Regions from separate parts of the Mus musculus genome. Here regions 1 and 3 are each linked to region 2. A link is a loop called in an ENCODE intact Hi-C map of the cell type or tissue named here. Cell type or tissue: left cerebral cortex. All regions are shown on one strand.

Region 1 (2,500 bases), 120 kb after region 2:
CACTTTCTTCTTAGCTCCCTTCTTGCCACCTTTCGTCAGGCGCTTGTTCTTGCCGACCGCCATGGTGCCGACCGAAGAGCCAAAAGGCCAGAATTCCTTTCCTATTACCCACTGTTACAAGAGGTTTCATTTATTTTCCTTGAGAATCTTAAATGAACAGGGTACCCATTGGTATGTCCTTCACAGCGCATAGGTTAGAAGCTTGATCTAGGTCACTCCAGTTTTGCTCTTATATGTAGACTAATGTCACTGAAAAAGGGCACCTATTTTCATGAAACTGGGCTATTGCCCTGATAAAATAACCTGATAAGAACAGCTTATGGGAGAAAGGGGGTGCTTTGGATCAGCGTTGTAGGTTCCATTTCTCAACAGGGAGAAGGCACAGGTGGAAACTGGAAGGGATTATTCATATCACATCTATAATCTAGAGCAGGGAATGACAGTGCATGAATGCATGCCAGTGATAAGCTTGACTTTCTTCACTCTCACAGAATCCAGAACCTCTTAGCATAGGGGATGATGCCACCCACAGTGGGCTGATCTTCCCACCTCAATTAATATATTCAAGATAACCTGTAAGCTTTGATTTTCTCAAACCCTACTATTAATATAGGTTCTTAAATGCTTTAACCTCCCTTCTAGCCCACCACCCACCAGAGATAGTGGAAAAGAAACGTTATTGCTATACAGGAGAAGTGGACCTGTTTAGAAATTGTTCTTTGGAGAAAAATCCCATCTGCATTGTCAGGAAATCAGCAGTTCACAGGATTCACTCATAAATACTTCACGAATATACCAGTTTAGTAGTGTTGGGATAACAAACACGAATCAGCAGTGATGGCATGACCTAGTAGAAACAGCCAGGCCTCAGCAGGAGTGACCAGGACCACCAGGGATGCCAGGAGAAGTTCTCTGCTGTGCCTCTCTAAGTGAAGTGAAGATCAGCAAAGATGTGAGACCAACAATGCGTTGTAAAGCTAGCTATGCAAGGAAGCCTCCATCACTGTCCATTGAGTCCTATTGACAGTCCCTCCAAACATCACGTGTCCTCCACGGGTCTTGCCTCACCCCTTGAGGCTGTCTTAGCAAAACTCCACTCGAGTCTGTATCAGTTGACATCCACTGTTGCATAATTGTAATTCCTTGCACCTCCCCACAGCCCAAGAAAGCTGAGTGGGTAGTTGGAACTTCCATTCCTGGTGAGTGTTTGGCAGTTATCCCCAGCACCCAGACGGTCAGTGGCAGCTGACTGCCACGATGATTAGGTTTAACTGTCAGATTGTCACAATCTAGAGTTTCCTGGGAAGAGAGACTCAGAGAGCAATTGCCCAGCTCAGGTTGGCCTTTGGGGATGCCTGAGAGGGATTTTTCTAAATTGGGTTTATTGCTGTGGAAAGACTCATCCTGATGGAGGCTTCACTGTTTCCTGGGCTGGCCAGGGAAATTGTGTAAGAGTGACTGAAAGTGAGCTGATCAAGTGAGCATGCATGTATCTGTTCTCTGATCTTGGCCGTGAATGTGATGGGGCAAGCTGTTTCAAGTTCACCTTAACTTCCCTGCTTTCAGGGACCGTCATCTGGAACCCTTTCTCATGTAGGCTGCTGTGTTTGCCAGGGTATTGCCTCACAGCAACATAAGAGAGACTAGGACATTGGTCTCTTGATGATTATTCTAAATAGTCTAAGTACAAAAATAAAAAAGGTCATAGTGCATTTTTAAAAATGTTTTTAACTCTTTATTATTCACCAGAAAGTGACTTTGGGTAGAAGTAAAGTATGAATATGAAAACATAGACTATGATGGGATTCACTGCCCCCCCCCCGAAAAAAATCAGAGGAAAAGACTGCAGAGCAGTGGTTCTCAACCTGTGGGCCATGGTCCCCAATTGCACAGAGGTTGCTTAAGAGCATCTGCATATAAGATATTTACATTACGGTAAATAGAGTTATGAAGTAGCAATGAAAATAATTTTATGGTTTGGGGTTACCGCAACATGAGAAACTGAATTAAAAGGGCTGCAGCATTAGGGAGGTTGAGAACCATTGCTATAGAGCAAAGCAAATTATCAACCAGGAACATTACATAATGATAGAATAGTCAAGTTCCCACCATACCATACAGAACCTGGCAATAAAAACCTATGCTGACAATAACTGAGCTGCAGAATGCACGAGAGAAAAAAAAAGGTATGGTTGAAATAGTCATGTTCAGTGAGAGTGAAGACATTCATACATATCCTCATTGGAAAATTAGCAGAAAAGCCAATCAGAAAGCCACTAAGGACAGAAGATCTAAAATCTTCTACCAACCGCTTTTAACTGACATCTGTACATCAGACTAACCAACATCAGTGACTATCTAACCTTTGATGTGCCCACAAAACGTCGCCCAAGATAGACCACATTCTGAACTTTAAATAATCTCCAGCAAACATACAAAAGTGAGCATCAGATGGTGTGTGTTTTCTGACTACCGTAAATTCAACCCTGAAGCCAATCTG
Region 2 (2,500 bases):
TTAGACACCTTTGCATACAGGGATATCAAGCCCCAGGTGCTATATGAGGCCTGCGGTAGGTTACAAAGGCCTAACTACAGCTAGGCCTGTCATCCCAGCTATGTGAGAGGCTGGGGTAGGAGGATTGCAAATGTAAGGTCACTCGGGACTACAGGTTGAGTGCATGACCAGCTTGGGCCACTGTAATGAGATCCTGTGATGTAAAGGGGACATCCAATCCCCCCTATACTGTTAAATACAGAAAAAAGAGAGAATCCTACTACACTGTAGGATACCCCAGGCTGTAGTCACCACACCAGATCCACATTCCTGGGGGTGGGGTGCAGCCCAACATCCCAGGAGACAGAAGTCCTCCCCAGAGGGCCTGCACCTCCCCTGGGACTCACAGCCTTTGTCCAGGGAGGGGCTGCCTTGGGGGCTGTCCTCCTGTCCACGCCATTTACAGATGGAGTTCTCCAAGCTAGCGCATGATGGGAGATGCCTGCTCTTCTGGTGTCACCAGCGTAGGCGGAGGGCCGTTCCTCTTAGGTGGAACATGACTAACTTCCAGCTGTGTCCATGCATGGGACATAGGACAGTACAACTCCTGTCGTGCTTCTTTAATTTCTTTATCCAGTCTCTATGTTCAGACCAGGCTTGCCCTGGACTCACGGTTGCCCAGACTGGGCAGAGCTTCCTTTATAAAGCCGCCAATCCCTTTCAAGATGATAGATACAGTTCTCATGAGCTTATCTCATCCCACAGGCTTTGCCTCTTGGTACTGTTAAATGGGATACAGAGTTTCAAGCTGTGACTCTCGGGGGAGGGGGAACCCCAACACCCAGACTATAGTGGGTTGGTCCTAACTGCAGCTCCAACCCCGCCCTGTGCCGGCTCTCTTGCCTGCTCCTTTCTGCCCTGTCCTGGAAGCAACGTAGACTGTAGGTAGCTTGCGTTAGGACATGAATTCCTCCTCTTACAGTCTCTGGAGGCGGTGAACCCTGAGCTTCTCATGCTGTGACATCCTCAGTGGCCAGACTGCGCCTTCACAAAGACCTCAGTGGCCTGTGTCTTTGGGCAAGCTGTGTGCTCCAGTGTCATGCCCCCTCCATTCTCAAACACCCTTGTGTATACCCACAGGCATCTTCATATACAGAGATCAGAGCCTGAAGTCTCAGGAGCTTCAGGAAATACCTAATGGGCACACAACAGTGCATGCCCAGTGTGCAGGGCCCTCAGATGCCCCTGATGGAATGAGAGTGAACACGGATGCAGAGGTGCAGGTGGTAACGAGCAGGCTAGGTCATGAGTTAAGTGCCCGTCTGTGATGATGCTGAGTGTGGGGTCTGGACCGTTCTGAGTATGCTCCGTTGGGGAGAGCTTGCCATCTTTAGGGGAACCTGGGCAATTGCTTAGAGCTTCCTCCTGCTCCAGAGAGGAATCTCACCCTAACGCGATTTATTTAGGCATCTGCCCCAGCCTGACTCATGCTTCCATCTGGGGATCCCCCAGTGCTGATATGCCTGTGCTTCGAGCATATGGAAGCGCTGTTTGTCTTAAACATTCATCTCTCGGGGGAAGAAGTAGCTTGTGTAAACGAGGCTTGGCATAAACATCCCCGTTTGATGTTCGCGTGACAGCTGCTAGCAGTTGCAGAATCCCCCTCCCCCATTGGTGCAGGAAGGGGCGGTCAGGGGAAGCCTCTTAGGCTCATGGGGTACAAGAGCAGGAGCCTGGGCAGGGTCCCAGTAACTGAGCTGATAACACTCCCCCTGCCAGACTTGCAGCTTCCCTAAGAGTAAGCAGGAGCACTAAGGGAGGATGGTTTGCTGACTGACTGCCAGACAGCAGTGTGATGCACAGGGTGGGTGTCTCTCCCCATGCCCTGTGCTGCTTTCTGAGGTGGAGTGCAACTGTTAGCCTTTTGCTCTGGCGACCCGCCTTGAATGCCAACTCGCTAATGGGGCCAGATACCTCATCACCTGAGAAACTTGCTAGCCAGCCGACCCGCCGAAGTCCCTGCGCGTTTGTAGCTATTCTGGACCTTTTTCCTCCTCAGTCTGGTGTCTTGCTATCTTCTCCAGATAATGTATATTCACACATCCCAGGGCCCCAGCTGGAAGGGAGAGGAAGCTGCCACCCACCTCTATTGTGTTTGTAGCCGTCCCAAACTTTTTGCTTAATTACATCCTTTCGAGTTGGCGCCCACAAGCTCCCATGAGGATAGGCTGTTGGTCTCATATTTCACGTGTCTAATATCCCCCTGGATACCTGTGACAAATGTAGGCAGATCCCACAGTATCTGATGGACTGTCTTAGGCGGAGAGGCTCCAGGAGACTGGCTCTTGATGGGTACCTCGGCGGCTTCTGTGTGTTAGACTCTGTACCAGGATGACTGGGCCGTGTCATTTGCCATCGGACACCAGAGCCCTTCAGTTCAAGTCTGACTCTCGGAGCACCGGTTCAGGACCACTGCCCTGCTAGCCGCTGGCTAGATTAGAGAGATGCAAAGAGAGGAGTA
Region 3 (2,500 bases), 130 kb before region 2:
CATATGAATGACTTTTTAATGTTAAATTATCTTTTCACATCTGAAACTATCTCAGGTTGCACAGTGGGACATTTTTTATGAAAGTCACTCTTGACACTCATATTCAATTGCATTTTGTATTCAAATTTCAATTCTAGAAATACCCTGCCAATTTTTTGGTATATATATATGTGTGTGTGTGTGCCAGAGGTCAGTGTGAGAGCCTTCCTTTATCAATTTTCACCTTACTTATTTTTATTTTATTTTAATTTTTCCCAGACAGGGTTTTGTCTGTGTAGCCCTAGCTTCCCTGAAGTTTTCTCTGTAGAACAGGCTACCCTTGAACTCAGATCTCTGCCTGCCTCTGTCTCCCAAGTATTGGGATTAAAGATTTGTGCCACTACACCAGGCATCCACCTTGGCTAGGGACCTTCAACTCCTTCCCCCCGCAGTGGGGTTACAGGTGTGCACATAGTGGGGCTACAGGTGTGCACATAGTGGGGTTACAGGTGTGCACCTTTGTGCTCTTTTCATGTGGGTTCTGGGGTTACAAACTCAGGTTCTGAATGTGAGCACAGCAATCGCCTTTTCCCCTGGGGCCTCTTCTCAGCTCATGCCACTTTGTAAATGTTATCATTTGTCGTGATTTTTGTGATTTTGATAATCTCTTCTTCCACCTCCTGGAGAAGTAGCAAAGATGTGCTTTTAAAAATTCACCTGGAAGCCGGGCAGTAGTGGCGAACGCCTTTAATCCCAGCACTCGGGAGGCAGAGGCAGGTCGATTTTTGAGTTTGAGGCCAGCCTGGTCTACAGAGTGAGTTCCAGGACAGCCAGGGCTACACAGAAAAACCCTGTCTCAAAAAAACCAAAAAAAACAAAAACAAAAAAAATCCCCTGGAATCCCGTCTGGCTCTAGAAAACATTCTGGTTAACTTATAAAAACAGGAAGAACCACTTTTGGTCGCCCCCTTGTGTTTCTGGCTTTTCTACCTCTTCTTGGGTCAATTCTAGCTATTTTAAAAGTATTTCATAAACTGTAAAACTTAAAACAACTGTGACGTTTCAGTTAATTAATGTTTCATCTGAGGAAAGCTAGAGCAAAGATGCCAACTCAGCCTGCTGCCAACAGGTGGCGGTAGCGGTCACTTTATGTTACTTACATTTTCTATGCTCAACTTTTTCCTTTCCCCCCTTTTATTGAAAATAGATTTTTTCCCTCTCAGAAAATATAATTACAGTTCTTCCTCTTCATCTACTACTTACAACAACCCCCTACTTCCAGATCCACCCACTTGGTGCCTCTCATTAGAAAACAAATAGGTTTCTATGGGATGATAAGAAAACAAAAGAAAAGATAAATCAAAAAAACCTGAACTCTTAGGAATTCGACTAAAACGAACAAATGGAAGGAAAAGAACCTAAGAGAAAGCACAGGAAACAGAGATCTGCACATTTGAAAATAAACGGTTGCGGGGCAGGGCGCTTCTCAGCCAAAGCTATCTCCTAGAGTCTGCAGGACGGTGGATGTGGCTCCTTTGTTTCTGATAAATAACTGAGTTAATGAGTGAAGGAATCAATGGATCAGATCCAGATCTCTTCAGGGCAAAACCCTTCATCTTCCTTAATGCTATCCCTTCACCATCCTCCTCCTTCTCTCTAGGTCTCCTTTTCCTTTCCCTCTCTCCCCTTCCCTCCCTCCTCCCCTCCCTCCCTCCCTTTTTCCCTTTCCTATTTCCCTGACTTGGAATGTGCTGGGACTTTTCAAAGAGCCAGAGCTTGAATTTATTGTCTTGACTGACATTTCCATCTTAATTCCCAGCTTTCAGATAAAGGTGAAGCGAGTCCTTAAATATTAAGTATTAAGGCTGCAGCCTTCTAATCCCGTAAACTCACCACTGCATGGCATCTTGACTGTATTCTGTCACCTTTGGTACCATGAGTTTTCATTGTGATTCATTTCTAGATGACCTGTCCTGGCTACTTTTATATCTCCCTCTGCGTGATCGTGTAGGACAGCCTTGTTTCCCAGTTCACAAAGGGACACTCTCCAGCGCCTGACTCTCAAGAGTGGCCAAGTTCTTATAGCACAGAATGTTCCCTGATAGAACCATCTCTGAAGTGCTTCTTCTTTATTGTAGTATTTTAATTCGTTTTTGAGAGTTTGATTGTAGTTGCGCCCAGTTCTTCCCCAAAGTCCTCCCCACTGCCACCCAATGTCGTGTCTCTGCCCACCTCCGCCCCCTCTTTTAAAATAACCCATTGAGTCTAATCTGGGCAGCTTGTATGCTCCTGGGTGGGCGGTCATCCACTGGAGCATGGTTGACCTACTAGGAGCTACACCCTTAAAGAAACTTGATTCTCTCTCTCCTGAGGCCATAACCCGTCAATGGTCTTCAGCTGGGGGAGGGCTCACAAGCCCCATCCCATGCTAGAGTATTGTTTGGATTGATCTTGCACATGTCTATGCAGGTAACCACAGTCTCTGGATTCATAAGCGTATCAGTGCTATTATATCCAGAAG

The links. Hi-C counts contacts between places; a loop is a spot of excess contacts. Peaks named below come from ENCODE experiments on the same cell type or tissue, not always from the same donor. Only the 100,000 strongest peaks of a DNase experiment are listed, where the experiment ranks them.
Region 1: it touches region 2 in a loop (6-fold over the local background); 4 of 42 quality-filtered maps call a loop at or near these places.
Region 3: it touches region 2 in a loop (4-fold over the local background); 2 of 42 quality-filtered maps call a loop at or near these places.

What each region holds. Positions count from the first base shown.
Region 1 is chr8:116,499,291-116,501,790 of GRCm38, reverse strand. It overlaps the pseudogene Gm9058. Among named protein-coding and RNA genes, the nearest start is that of Dynlrb2, 4.5 kb to the left of the region's middle. In left cerebral cortex, no CTCF peak of the experiment used is centred here; a DNase peak (open chromatin) is centred at 1,186.
Region 2 is chr8:116,620,852-116,623,351 of GRCm38, reverse strand. All of the region lies in intron 2 of Cdyl2 (chromodomain protein, Y chromosome-like 2), which reads left to right. Among named protein-coding and RNA genes, the nearest start is that of Gm31367, 16 kb to the right of the region's middle. In left cerebral cortex, a CTCF peak has its summit at 1,382; DNase peaks (open chromatin) are centred at 914, 1,468, 1,833, 2,070 and 1 more place; H3K27ac peaks cover 1,899 bases.
Region 3 is chr8:116,754,356-116,756,855 of GRCm38, reverse strand. No RefSeq gene overlaps it. Among named protein-coding and RNA genes, the nearest start is that of Cdyl2, 23 kb to the right of the region's middle. In left cerebral cortex, a CTCF peak has its summit at 1,098 (motif pointing right); a DNase peak (open chromatin) is centred at 1,092.